2 separate regions of the Homo sapiens genome follow, and region 1 is linked to region 2. The links are chromatin contacts, found by Hi-C in ENCODE. All regions are on one chromosome and are shown on one strand. The core of a region is the stretch at or near the end of the contact, and the rest is flanking DNA. Distances in the headings are between cores, read along the strand shown. Region 1 holds the start of KRT36 (keratin 36). Region 2 holds the start of KRTAP4-2 (keratin associated protein 4-2).

What was found. Hi-C counts contacts between places; a loop is a spot of excess contacts on that map.
Region 1: a loop to region 2 is called in a map with no recorded cell type, with 1.9 times the contacts of the local background. The contact joins the promoter of KRT36 here to the promoter of KRTAP4-2 in region 2. A Hi-C loop is called at or near these places in 2 of 37 single-sample maps with no recorded cell type.

What each region holds. Positions count from the first base shown.
Region 1 is chr17:41,487,704-41,491,891 of GRCh38, reverse strand. It overlaps KRT36 (keratin 36), which reads left to right and starts at 1,982. Exons shown (of 7, transcript NM_003771.5): 1 at 1,982-2,486; 2 at 3,168-3,250; 3 at 3,493-3,649; 4 at 4,155-4,188. The coding sequence starts at 2,028.
Region 2 is chr17:41,176,797-41,181,425 of GRCh38, reverse strand. It overlaps KRTAP4-2 (keratin associated protein 4-2), which reads left to right and starts at 3,205. Exons shown (of 1, transcript NM_033062.4): 1 at 3,205-3,980. The coding sequence starts at 3,262. The coding sequence ends at 3,672.

The DNA.
Region 1 (4,188 bases), core at 733-3,232, 310 kb before region 2:
CTCCTAACCCGGGGAACATTTGGCAATGTCTGTAGACAGTTTTGGTTGTCAACACTGGGGCAGGGGGTGGCTACTGGCATCTGGTGGTAGAGTCCAGGGATACTGCCACACATTTTACAAAGCACAGGAGAGCCCTAAACAACAAAGAATGACCTGGCACGAAGGGCTGAGGTTGGGAAACCCCATGACAATCCAATCCTAGGCCCTGCCAGGAGAACTGGGGAGATTGGGTGGCTGTGAGGAAGCCATTGCTGGGGCAGCTGGTGCTCTGGAGGGCTGATGCTGTGCTCTTGCTCCCAGAGGGGCTGCACGGGGTCCACTGCCAGCTGCTCCTGGACATCTTGTCAAGGTGTCCACCTTGCTGGGAGAGGCATGTTCACCACAGCCAATCCTCCCTGGATAATTTCAGAGAGAAGCTTATAAAACATTTTAAGAGGTTGGCAAATTACAACCTTAGAAGCACATAAATGCTTCCATAAACGCCAGCTTTGCAAACCAAGCGTGTGTGGGGGCAGAGTGAGCAGGTTTCCCAAGCCTTGGGAAAGTCCATGTTTCAAGGCGGAAGACCCAGGTTTATCTTTGGTCCCCAATTCTCAGGTTCTTCTCTCTCGGCTTGCTTAACTATCTGGCAGTATTTAGCTTTTTTCTTTGTATTCCTCCTCTGTCCAAAGAGTCTGCCATTGGCCATTTCTGTGACCTGTTAAGGGACCAGGAGGGTCAGAGCAGGTTGTTCTAGGGTCCTGATTCTACCCATGAGGTTCAAAAAGCTGACGGCCACAAAGGAAACTGCCCTCCAGCTCTGCCCAGTGATCCAAGCATGCAGATTCCATAATAGCAGGAGTCTGTGATGATGTGTTCATTGACTGAGGGACTGGCTATGGGGCATCTCCTTCTCCCACTGCCACCCTGCTGTGCCCAGTGGGCAGACAGACCATTCTCAGCAGTGCCATGTGAATGCTCACACTCACGAACCTTTGCTGGTCACAGCCATAAACCATCATCAAAGACTGTCAACCTAACCTAACCTAACCTAACCTAACCTAACCTAACCTAACCTAACCTAACCAACCAACACTTCTGCAGGACCCAGTGGCTTGCAAAACACTTTCACTTCTTGTTCGATCCTCCTTATATCTGTGTGAAGCAGGCGGGACAGAAGGACAATCTCTACTGTTCCAGTGAAAACACTGAGGTTCCCAGGGAGGAAATGATGTGCTCAGTATCACAGGGCAAATTAGTAGCAGAGCCAGGATTTGAACTATGTCTCCTGTCCCTAAATTCTGGGTACCCAGACTTGACTCCAGTTGTGTGGGGAAGCAGTGGGGCAAGGAAGTAGGATTTGGTGTCTGAGAGCCCTAGTTTCAGACCCAAGCTCTGCCAGTCACTTCCTGTTCACACTGAGCAAGCTATTAAACCATTCGGAGCCCCAGTTTCCACACTGGTAAAAATGAAGATAAAATCAGCCACCTCCTAGGGTTGTTACGAGGTGTAAATGAAATAACAATGAGCCTGGTACATCACAGGTGCTCCCTGAATTTTAGTTCCTTTGCTCCCTTTTACCATCCCAGTAGCCCAGGCAGGGGTGAGCAGCTATGAGGCGTGGCAGCAGTGGATGGAAGTGACAAGGGACAGATGAGGATCCCCAGGGGAAGGGAGGTGGAGAAAGCAGGAACCAAATGTCATTCGTGCAGCCACTCCCGATTTATGGGATCTGGTGCAGAGACTCTTTGAAGAGGCAATAAAACTCATATTCTGCTAGGAAATGACAACAGTGGAGAGTCCTGACTTAGCAAACCAAATTCAACGATTTGATTTTTTTTTTTTTTTTACAAGGCATGGGGTTCCGGATGGGTAGCAAAAATCACATTCTAATATTAGCTATCTGGGGTAGGAACAGGCTTTCCCAAGAGCAAGAGATGTGTACCATGCCAACACCCAATGGTGAGTGTACATAAATGCTCCATAGAGGCCTTGAGAGTCCAGAACCTGAGCTCCTTGCTAAGCTGCAACCTTCCTCTGCTAGCACCATGGCCACCCAGACCTGCACCCCTACCTTCTCCACTGGGTCTATCAAGGGCCTCTGTGGCACAGCAGGCGGCATCTCTCGGGTGTCCTCCATCCGTTCTGTGGGCTCCTGCAGGGTCCCCAGTCTCGCCGGTGCTGCAGGGTACATCTCTTCTGCTAGGTCGGGCCTCTCTGGCCTTGGGAGCTGCTTGCCTGGCTCCTACCTGTCTTCTGAGTGCCACACCTCTGGCTTTGTGGGGAGCGGGGGCTGGTTCTGCGAGGGCTCCTTCAACGGCAGCGAGAAGGAGACTATGCAGTTCCTGAACGACCGCCTGGCCAACTACCTGGAGAAGGTGCGTCAGCTGGAGCGGGAGAACGCGGAGCTGGAGAGCCGCATCCAGGAGTGGTACGAGTTTCAGATCCCATACATCTGCCCAGACTACCAGTCCTACTTCAAGACCATCGAAGATTTCCAGCAGAAGGTGAGGGAGACCTGGCCCCTTTCCAGCTGAGCAGCCCAACTCTTAGGAGGCGTCTGTCTCATTCCAGGGCCTTTCCAGATGGGACGGTAGCTTTTAGGGAATTCTCCTGGTAGGGCAAACTTTTCTCTCTAGGGCTTTGGTTTCCTGGGGGACCCAGGCTTCTCTGCTGGTCTCTTGCTTGTACCTTGTTGCCAGCCGTTCCTCACCCCCCTCCCCTTGCTGTAGGAAGGGAAGGAACATGTACCAAGCCCCTACCGGATACAGCACTGTGCCTGACACTTTCCTATTCCCTGGCTTATTTATTCTTCATCTTGGAGAGATTGGTATTACTGGACCCATCTGACAGATGTGGAAGTTGAATTTTGAGGGGTTCAGCAACTTGCTCAAGAGCACACAGGCTCAGTGTTAGATGCAGAACCTGAACTCAGGTCTGCCTCACCCTGGTGTATCTTGCTGTGCCACTCTGAAGGCTACAGGCGCCAGGACTGATGGTCACTGACATCCTCGGGATGCCCCTGTGGGGTGGATGCTCCCCCCACACCTGGGGTGTGGCTCAGGGCTGGAAATGGTGAAGGGGCTGGTGGTACACAGTGGCATGGCCTCTGTGAGCTGAGCTATCCCCCTACCTGCCCCCACACTGCTGGGCCTCCTGTAGCTTATGGGAAGCCTCTTGTTCCCCAGATCCTGCTGACTAAGTCTGAGAATGCCAGGCTGGTCCTGCAGATTGATAATGCCAAGCTGGCTGCTGACGACTTCCGGACCAAGTGAGTGGGCCTGATCAGGGAAGGTTTGCCATGCCACTCCCTTGCCTCTGTCCCCTGCCTTTGGGAGCTGGTGATGTGGGAATAAGGCTGGATGGGAAAATGTGGCATGAGCCCTGGACCTCAGGGGAAAGGAGTGTCATGCTCCTGATCCCGTCAGCCACTGCAGCTGGACAGTAGGGCAGGGGTCCCTGCTGGTGTGTGGTTTCCTTTGCTGCAGACTTGGCAGGGTTCTGTGTGTGCAGGTATGAGACAGAGCTGTCTCTGCGGCAGCTAGTGGAGGCCGACATCAACGGCCTGCGTAGGATCCTGGATGAGCTGACCCTGTGCAAGGCTGACCTGGAGGCTCAGGTGGAGTCCCTGAAGGAGGAGCTGATGTGCCTCAAGAAGAATCACGAGGAGGTGAGGCTGGTGCCATGTGACTTCCCAGTGTTTCCCATCCAGCTTAGGAAGCCACTGCTGGGCTTTCAGTTTTCTGTGCGGCAGGAACTATACAAAGGCCTTGCATTTCATTCTCGTTTCATTTCATCCTTACAATAATCCCAAGAATTATAAACTGTTACAAGCTCCATTTTACAGATGAGAAAACTTAGGCACAAAGAGGTTAAGTTGCTTGCCTAAGGTCATAGAGGGTCTACACTTTTGCCCATAACACTACATGTCTATTTGGGCTCTAGTGCCTGATAACAGCAATTTAATTTGCCTAGGGTTTGTATCATCTCACAAATATCCCATAGAAGGAGGTAGGTATATACGGAGAAGGAGACCAAGGCTCAGAGATATTTAAGTATCCTGTCTAATGCTATGCAGCTGGTGACTGAGGGAAGAGGGTTTGAATTCAGGTCATTGAAACCTGCAATCCAGCATCTTTTTCACAACCTCATGCCGTCTTGCCTCCTCTCTGCAGGAAGTCAGTGTACTCCGTTGCCAACTTGGGGACC
Region 2 (4,629 bases), core at 1,956-4,455:
TTAAAAGTCTATACATGGCTCACTCCTGTAATCCCAGCATTTTGGGAGGCAGAGGCAGGTGGATCACGAGGTCAGGAGATCGAGACCATCCTGGCTAACACGGTGAAACACTATCTCTACTAAAAATACAAAAAATTAGCCAGGCATGGTGGCGGGCACCTGTAGTCCCAGCTACTCAGGAGGCTGAGGCAGGAGAATGGCGTGAACTGGGGAGGCAGAGCTTGCAGTGAGCCAAGATAGCGCCACTGCACTCTGGCCTGGGCGAAAGAGCGAGACTCCATCTCAAAAAAAAAAAGTCTATACAAATTAATTATATCCTAAAGCTGGTGTCTTAAAAGCAGTATGGAAAGGATTACTTCAAATATACTATAAAACAGGTAGCCAAATTCAGGAATAAACGAAGGAAAGGGAAAAAAGCAAGAAAGAATAAAAGGGATTAATGAAAGATGTACAGAATGAAGAAAAAAAGGAGAGATTTTCATTTGTTAAATCAAAACAAATTTCATCCAGATAAAATATTCAACATAAAAATGAAACCGTTCAGTGGCCACACCTAACCGTGGATCCCAGCCAGTAGCCACAGCTGCACAAAAGCCCAGGCAGCAGCCCCACTGAACCTCAGGGCCTGGGCAGGAGTTTTACCCACCCAGAGACCCCCAAGAGTAAGCCCTGCCTGTTCACAAATGCTACCAGCTTCCCCGTCCAGAATCCCAGGCCGAGTTGACTGCTGAGAGTCTTTCCCTGCTGAAGGGAACTTGTAAAGTGTGGAAGAGGAGACTGTGTCCTCAAAGGCACAAACACCAATGTAAGATTGCAAGGATTTTACACACACACACACACACACACTGAAATGTTATTAGCCATGAAATGAAGAAAATCCTGTCATTTGGGACAACATGGATGGACTTTGAGGACATTATGCTAAGTGAAGTAGGTCAGACAATGAAAGACAAATAATCTCATTTACATGTGGAATCTAAAAACTCATAGAAACAGAGGGTAGAATGGTGATTGTCAAAGGTTGTGGATGGAGGAAATGAGGAAATGTTGGTCAAAGGGAGAAAATATTCATTTATAAGAAGAATAGGTTCTGAGGATCTAATGTACAGCATGGTCACTGTAGTTAATTACACTGTATTGTATATTTAAAATTTGCTGAAAGACTAGATCTAAAATGTTCTCACTACACACACTCAAAAAATGGTAACTATGTGAAGTGGTGGAGGTGAACTAATTTGATCATGACAATAATTTCACAATATATACATATCAGAGCATCAGGGTGTACACCTTATATACATACAATTTTATATTTCAATTATAGCTGAGTAGAGGTAGAAAAAATGAAATTGTTAAAGTACTAGAAGAAATCGTGAGAGATTCCTAAATATAATGTAAATTTATCTTAAGGAAAACACACACACACACACACACACTCACACACACTCACATCATGAAGAAAAATAGTTAATATAAAGTGATCTCTACTGAATCATCAGCAGGCACCAATCGTCACGGCTTCTCAAGGGCACGATTCTTTTCCAGAATACAAGGTCTCCTGGAAATCTTAGAGTTGTTCTCGTACACCACCATGGGGCTCACAGGGTCTTAATTCCACAGCATCATGGAACCCACTTTCATCCCTCAATAAAATATGATGTCTGGGTACATCAGAGCCAGAGAACAGTGCAGGCTCAGAACACCAGCCAGCGCACCAAGCAGGGGTTCACTTGGGAGCCCAAGTTGTTTTCATTCTGCTTGAATCACCTGGAAATTAGGGCCAGGGCAGGAGTAGGAACTGGCTTGGAACATAGCAGCATCATAAGAACACCACAATTTGATTTATTAGACTTATAAGCACCTGAGAGAAGAAAGGGAATCTCCCTCATTCATCCAATCCCCTCCATCTGGTTCTTGGATCTCCCTCAGAAACACCAGCTTACACTGAAACTCCTCCCCTGATTATCTGCAGAGGCTGCCCAGTTCATAAAACATTTCTATCATGGTAAGTCAGACATTTTTCCACCCCCTTCCCTGGGTTCCTTGACTCCTCAGGGGTGGGGAAATACATATATATTTATTAACTGATGAGTTAATGAATTGACAACATAGCACATTTTTGAAACAATAGTCAGCCATCCCTACATGAAAAAATATAGGCTGATATCCTTTGTTCTTGATACCTGTTTTCTGCTTTCTTTCTCTCTTTATTGATTTATTTTTTGAAAACAAAGATGTAAAGTGTGAAATTGGATCAACAACTTCTATAAGGAAGCAGCAGAGTATAGGACATCTTCAAGGCCCAGCAATTCAGCAGAGAAAGCAAGAGGGCTGGGAGCGAATTAGAGCAAGCAAAGGATACTGAGTCATCTAATTTGGGTTGGCCAGAAAATTTTGGAACCTGGAGAGATGAGCTCATGTGCCCTGTTAGAGCTAGGAAGGCAGAAAGGCAAAGTCACAAGGAAAATCTGCCCCAGGGAGCAAAAAAATGAGGGACTTGGACCTTTAAGTATAGCTGTTCTCTGAAGCCAACATTCCCCAAGAGGCCCTGAATCTGAATTTTGGAGGGTTGTTTCTGTAGAAAAGGAAACATCAAACTTTCACAGCTTAGTTTTCCACCTTAAAACAGCTCTGTATTTCTCATCAGAAGGTCTAGAAAATGGGTCACAATTCAGAGTGCGGAAGATAAAAAAGCGATAGGTCCTACGGTGTTCTCGTTCTCACACCAGTGGTCATCTGTTTCACACTGAAATCTGTTTCACACTGAAACCTTCACAGGCCATCTGACCCATAATGAAGGAGCCATCAGACTGAAATGCAGCTTTATCCTCCTGAGTCACCAGAAAGAGTCAAGGGCCTGTAAGAATAGTAATCACCCAAGAGTAGTCATGATGTGTTAAGCAAATGAGACTGAAGCACATAGTATGTGCTTACAGGCAGATGTCACATGGCTGCTCTAGGAGGAAGCTATAGTAAGAGAGACACAGGAGGTGGTTCAGGAAGAGCTGAGCTAAGGAGTCCTAACACATTAGGGAAAGGAGACAGTGTTTCCATCTATGTGGATAAGTTAACCAGAACAACAAACTTGCCTAATTTGATAATTGCCTACATATCAGGACAAATAATAACAAGGAAAGAGTGTTGCATCTGATGACATCAGGCCTTAGCAGGGTATAAAAGAGGATCTGGGGCAAGGAAACTTCCAAACCTTCCAAACCCACCTTCCTGGAAATCCACCCAGAACCTCCACCCTCTGACACCATGGTCAACTCCTGTTGTGGCTCTGTGTGCTCTGACCAGGGCTGTGGCCTAGAGAACTGCTGCCGTCCCAGCTGCTGCCAGACCACCTGCTGCAGGACCACCTGCTGCCGCCCCAGCTGCTGTGTGTCCAGCTGCTGCAGACCGCAGTGCTGCCAGTCTGTGTGCTGCCAGCCCACCTGCTGCAGCCCCAGCTGCTGCCAGACCACTTGCTGCAGGACCACCTGCTGCCGTCCCAGCTGCTGTGTGTCCAGCTGCTTCAGACCCCAGTGCTGCCAGTCTGTGTACTGCCAGCCCACCTGCTGCCGCCCCAGCTGTGGCCAGACCACCTGCTGCAGGACCACCTGCTACCGCCCCAGCTGCTGTGTGTCCACCTGCTGCCGCCCAACCTGCTCTAGTGGCTCTTGCTGCTGATGCCCTCACCTATACTCACCTGCCTTTATTAACCAGCATTCTTGATATGATCCACCTGTGAACTGAATCATGCAAGGCCAATTGGACAACCTCAGTTCCAACCAATTCTTGGATTGAGTTTGGCCTCCAAATATGCTCACCAAACACTATGTTGCTACCCTCTACCAAATGAATACAAGTTTGAATTTTCTCTGAAATATGTCAACCCCATGTTCCCTGAATTGAAATATTTGCTCTCTACCATAATTTATCACATGGAGCTATTCCTCTATCTTAAATAAATTTTAATTTTTGAGGCATACAAATAATATACGGGCATTGTGTCTCATTTTTCCTTCTTGAATTCTCATCCTTACCTGTCAAATTTTCTGATGTTCTTCCCTGCAGAGGGAGAAGACCACAGCAGATGATATCAGGGGCTCCACCTCTATCCTATCAGCACTCTCCATTCAAACATAGGAAAATGGTTCCTTAGAGCAGGCACCTGGAACTCTCTACCTGAGGACTTTCTCTGGATAAAGGAGCAAACTCTGGGCTGGAGACTTAAAGCCTCTAGGAACAGCACTCAGAGAATGAGTGGGAGTTGGTAATATATGCCCTGGCTTGTTTCCCTCCAGTGGGGGGTATGTCAAACCAGTCTTCCAGAGGTCTTCAGCGGGATTTATACCAGATGCCTGCAGGAACATTCTGATCATGAACTCACTCTATAATGACTTTCCCTCCTTCCCAGGGTCATTCTTCAAGTTTCCTCCAGTGTTTCTTGGGTTAATCGTCCAAATATACCACATGTTCTCAGATCCTCTTTTGTGGGTTTGCCCCAGAGAGCACACAATCTAAAACAGCAGCATTCCTAATCTCAGTATTAGTGTCCTTCAAAATGTTTTTGTACAATATGAATGGTTACCATAGATTTTGATCAACTCTTGAGTTTACTGTCACCTGAATGGACACCTCTGA